2 separate regions of the Homo sapiens genome follow, and region 2 is linked to region 1. A link is an interaction called in ENCODE POLR2A ChIA-PET data of the cell type or tissue named here. Cell type or tissue: OCI-LY7. All regions are shown on one strand. Each heading gives the region's core, and the rest is flanking DNA. Links, peaks and the distances in the headings are about the cores only. Region 1 overlaps PRKG1 (protein kinase cGMP-dependent 1). Region 2 has its middle 6.9 kb from the start of LNCAROD.

Evidence for each region. Peaks named below come from ENCODE experiments on the same cell type or tissue, not always from the same donor. Only the 100,000 strongest peaks of a DNase experiment are listed, where the experiment ranks them.
Region 2: POLR2A ChIA-PET joins it to region 1 with 5 read pairs; 6 of 35 experiments call an interaction of 5 or more read pairs at or near these places.

Annotation. Positions count from the first base shown.
Region 1 is chr10:52,265,846-52,268,663 of GRCh38, forward strand. All of the region lies in intron 10 of PRKG1 (protein kinase cGMP-dependent 1), which reads left to right. Among named protein-coding and RNA genes, the nearest start is that of PRKG1-AS1, 47 kb to the right of the region's middle. In OCI-LY7, for the core only: no CTCF peak of the experiment used is centred there; no DNase peak of the experiment used is centred there.
Region 2 is chr10:52,476,035-52,478,852 of GRCh38, forward strand. No RefSeq gene overlaps it. Among named protein-coding and RNA genes, the nearest start is that of LNCAROD, 6.9 kb to the left of the region's middle. In OCI-LY7, for the core only: no CTCF peak of the experiment used is centred there; no DNase peak of the experiment used is centred there; H3K4me3 peaks cover 773 bases; H3K27ac peaks cover 1,393 bases.

The DNA of each region.
Region 1 (2,818 bases), core at 195-2,694:
AAATGTCAATATAATACTTCATTTTGAAGTAACAATGTACTGTAAATGAAACATTTACCGATTCTAATTTCTAATATAGCACATAGCATTTCTTATATAAAATAAAATGAAGATCTTGAGTATTGAAATTTTCTTGTTCATTTTCCCTTTTTAGGAATTTTGAGAGTAAAACCAGTGTGGTATAAGCATCCATAATCTTTGTTTTTTGAGAACAGTTATATAATTACAGAAAAATGTGAAGATAGTACAGAAAATTCCTATATACGCTGAACCCAATTACCCCTATTATTGACAACTTACGTTAGTATGGTACATTTAGTTAATGAACCAATATTAATGCTTTATTATTATTATTATTATTATTATTGTAAACTTTTTTTTAAGTTCTGGAGTACATGTGCAGGATGTGCATGTTTGTTACATAGGTAAACATGTACCATGATGGTTTGCTGCACCTATCAACCCATCGCCTGGTATTAAGTCAGCATGCATTAGTTATTTCTCCTGATGCTCTCTGCCAACACCCCCAGCTCTCCCCCGACAGACCCCAGTGTGTGTTGTTCCTCCCCCTGTGTCCATGTGCTCACATTATTCAGCTCCCACTTATAAGTGAGAACATGCGCTGTTTGGTTTTCTGTTCCTGCGTTAGTTTGCTGAGGATAATGGCCTCCAGCTCCATCCATGTCCCTGCAAAAGCACATGATCTCATTCCTTTTTATAGCATCCACAATATTATAGAAGTAGCTTCTCAAATCCTTACTCATCTACTTGTTAGCACTGAGGTGGGTTGCAGTCGGAACAAAGAAAACACTTTGTTTGATACATAACACTTTTATTTAGTTTTCACAGGTAATCTGTCAGGATATCCCCATATGATAGATGAGGAAATGAAAGCAGAGAGAGTTTGAGTAATTTGTCCAAGAGAACAAGCAAAAAAACAAAAAAAAAGGTTGAGATTGAAAAAAAATTAGTCAAATGTCACACTAGTCACACTCTCAACCAGTGCATTAGCCTGTACACCTAGGAGATTAGGACAGTCTTCAAAGGAAGACAAATCTGAGGAACATGCATAACTATCTAGGCTAGTCCTTGGCAAGAGGCAGAAGAAAAATATGCACTCCTGTTCTCCTTTTTTGCTGGCTGATCTCTTTCTCTACTCGAAAGTAATTTCATAGCTCTAACCAACTTGCTAAAAAATCATCATCATCATCATCATCATCATCATCATCTTAAATGGACACAAGTGGACTTTGTATAATTAATTTAGACAACAGGAAAAATAAAAAGCAAACTAAATGTCACCTTACAATTCATCATGGATTAGGTTTGTTAAAATATTTTTATAATAAAACCTAGTATCTTAGGCTCAACAAATACAAATTGCTATAACTGACTCAGAGTTTACTTTAAAAAAAATTTTTGTGGCCAGCCCTGTAAGAAGGTAATAGTGTGGTTCAGCCCCAGACCTCAATAGGTTGTTATGCTCTGTACAATTTCTCAATATCTTTGCATTCATGGAATTCTAGTTGAATCAGAATCAATTAGAAAGATTCAGACAATAATAATAAATAGCTATTACAATTTAAAAGAGACTTGCAAGTTTTTTCATGATGAGAGTTTTACTTTTACTCATTGTAAAAGCAAGGTATGAGGATTGTTCAAAAGTTAAGCAATTCAAAAAGTAAAAAGAAGTAAAAATCAACTAAAAATCTCCCTAAGGAAAAATCATTGTTAACGTATTGATGAACACATTTCTGATTGTCTCTTCATACATTTATTTCACATATAGATGTGTGTGTATATATATACATATGAATGTATATATACACACTAACATACGAACACACTGTGAGATCATAAAATGCATGCTGACTTGTAATCAGTATCTTTTATTCATATATATGTCTTGGTTATTTTTCCGTAATGTTAAATATAATTCTAAGTCATCATTTTTACAGTTGCATTGCATGGATATACCATAATTTATTTTTCAAGCTCCTCCTCTTGCTAGAAATTTAGATTGTTTCTAAATTTTTCCATTAGAAACAATGTTGAATTGAACATTCTTGAATGATCTTTGGGAAGTTGTTGGTTTATCAGAAGATTTCTGATGAATATGTTACTTGGGCTTTATGGAAATAATTAACTTCAACATTCTCCACTGTCTCTGTTGAGTTAGCTCACACCAGTGGTCCTCAGGTACCCTGACTTTCTGGTTAAGATCCTGAGTTCTGTGAGTCTTGTAGCATTCTGGTTTAAATTGGAAGTGGAGATTCTAAGGGCCCTGCTCTAAGGAGCTCATGAGATCTTGTATAGAGTCCAAAGAAGGAAGATGATTCTAGACCCAAGGACTGGTTCCATGCAAAGTAAAGGCAAAGCAGAAAGCCTCAGTAGGTTAGCAGTATAGTTCTATAAACTTTTTGTAATTAATGCTTTTTAAATTGGCAACTAGTAAGCCTGACTCCCAAGAATTTCTGTTGCTTTCTGTAGCTTTTACCTATCTCTTATGACATCTGCCACCCACCAGTTCTCATTATCCTCTTTCTACCCCACTTGGCTTCTCCTTGCAGTATTCAAGCAATCGGGTATCTCAAACCCCTAACACATGGAGGTCCCTGGGAAGTGCCTAGGAAAATGTCAGTGAGGCTTTGGCTGTTCTCCCAAATCACATGCCTAGCATAAGTTAAGCTTAAAGGTAATAGAAATATTGTTCAGTTTATCTCACAGTCCATGAGTTAGTCGATTCCGTTAAACTCTGATTTGCAAAGTATCAATCACTATGCATTTAATTGGTTTTGTATTCAGCTGAAGGGAAGCA
Region 2 (2,818 bases), core at 9-2,508, 210 kb after region 1:
AAAACAAAATACCTCAACATATTAGGTATGGAAAGAATGCACCTCAACACAAAGGACCCCATATGACAAACCCACTGCTAGCATTACACTCAACAATAAAAGATTGGAAGCATTTTTCCCCCTCTAATATCAGGGATGAGACAAGGATGACCATTCTCACCACTTCTATTTAATATAGTACCCAAAGTCCTAGCCAGAGCAATTAGGTGAGAGCAAGAAATAAAAGCCACCCAAATTGGAAAGGAAAAAGTTCAACTGTTCCTATTTGCAGACGGCATGATCTTACATCTAGAAAATCCTAAGGACTACGTTAAAAAACTCTTAAAACTAATAAATGAACTCAGTGAAGTTGCAGAATACAAAATAAACACACAAAATCCGTAGTGTAACAACCAGTAGTGTAGCAATCTGAGAAAGAAATCTTAAAAATTTTCATTTATAATGGATACAAAAATTACTTAGGAATAAATTGAATCAAGGAAGTGAAAGACTTGCACACTGAAAAGTATAAAACATTGATGAAAGAAATTGAAGAAGACTCAAATGAATTGAAAGATATCTTGTGTTCCTGGATTAGAATTAATATTGTTAAAATGTCCAAACTACCCAAAGCGATCTAGATATTCAATGCAGTTCCTATCAAAATCCCAGTGACATTTTTTCTTCACAGAAGTAGAAAAAAGAATCCAAAAATTTGTATGGAACTACACAAGACCAAATAGCCAAAGCAATCTTAAGCAAAAAGAACAAGGATGGAGGTATCACACTAAGTGACTTTAAAATATACCACAAAGCTATATCGAACAGCATGGTACTGGCATAAAACCAGACACATATAGTAATAGAACAAAATAGAAAGCAAAAAAATAAACCCATACATTTACAGTCAATTAATTTTCCACAAAGGTGCTAAGAACACACAGTAGAGCAAGGACAGTCTCTTCAATAACTGTTGCCGAGGAAACGGAATATTCACATGCAGAAGAACGAAATAGGACCCTAATCTCACACCATATACAAAAGCCAACTCAAAATGGATTAAAGACTTAAAAATATAACCTGACACTGGAAATCTACTAGGAGAAAACATACAGGAAAACTCCATGACATTGGTCTGGACAATGATTTTTTGGATATGACCCCAAAAGCACTGACAATGAAAGCAAAAATAAACAAATAGGATTACGTCAACTAAAAAGCTTCTGCCAAGCCAAGGAAACAATTAGCAGAATAAAGCAACAACTTATGAAATAGAAGAAAATATTTGCAAACCATATATCTGATAAGGGGTTAATATCTAAAATATATAAGGAACTCAAACAGCTCAATAGCAAGAAAACAAATAAGCTGATTTAAAAATGGGCAAAGGACCTGAATGGATATTTCTCAAACGACGACGTGGAAATAGACAACAGATGTATAAAAAGGTACTCACTATAATTAATCATCAGAGAAATGCAAATTAAAACCACAATGAGATACTGCCTCACACCTGTTAGAATGCTATTTTCAAAAACATGAAAGATAGCAAGTATTGGTGAGAATGGGGAGAAAGGGGAATCCTTGCACATTGTTGGTGGGAATGTAGATTAGTACAGCCATGATGAAACAGTATGGAGGTTCCACAAAAAAATTAAAAATAAACTACCACGAGGTCCATAAATCCCACTACTAGCAATTTTTTTTAGGATGCGGAATGACACACAGTGATAGTTACACTATATAAATATTAAAGTGTTTAATCCTTATGATAACCATAGGAGGAGAAAAGTTATATTATCCTATAGGAAACTGAGGCAGAAATGTTAATTAAGTTTTCTAAGGAAAGTTTTTAAGTAAATGGAAGATAGAATTTGAATCTATGCAATTTGGGTACAGAGTCCATGCTTTTAGGTGCTGTATTATTGGCTTTTCACACTATTACACCTTTATTTTTTTCAGTTGCCAGTGAAGTTACTGGACTCATCAGTAGTCTAGGATATGATGTGCTAGCTAATGACCTCAAAAATCTCAGTGGCTAGCAACTTCAAAAGTATATTTCATACTCCTGCTACTGGTACATTGCAGAGTGGCTGCAACTGTGCTTCTATGTTTTTTCCATGTAGGGACCTAGGCTGGCAGAGCAGCTTCTATCTGGAACATTGCTGTTATCGTGGCAGAAGGCAGAGACATACCAAATGTTGGTGCTTAAAAATCTGGGAAATAATTTATGCTGCTTGCTCCTATATTTGGCAAAAAAAGTCACATGACAAAGCCTTCCATTAATGGGACTGGGCAGTAAAATCCTCCCCAAATGAAGAGTATCAAACATTTTTGAACAATCTTCCACAGTCTCAATTACTTATTATAATTGTAACAATATATTTATTATTATTATTATTTGTTTTCCTTGTTCAACTTTAAGCCCCTGTCTTCAATATTCAACACTTTCTATTCAATGCCTCATACAGTATTTGGCATCCAATAGGCACATCGCAATTATATTGAAGAGATAAATGAATGCACATATTTGTTGACAGCCAGGGATGGGCATGGTAAAAGGACAAACTTTAGTATCAGGTAAATTCTGGGCTCCAGTCTTAATTCTGTCCTTAGTTACTGTGGAATCTGGCAAATTAGCCTTAATAAGCTTCAGTTTTTTTCATTTTTAAAATAGGAAAAATAGGCCAGGCTCGGTGGCTCACACCAGTAATCCCAGCACTTTGGGTGGCCAAGGCAGGCAGGCCAGGAGTTCAAGACCACTATGGCCAACATGGCAAAACCCTGTCTCTACTAAAAAATGCAAAAATTAGCCAGGTGTGGTGGCACACACCTGTAG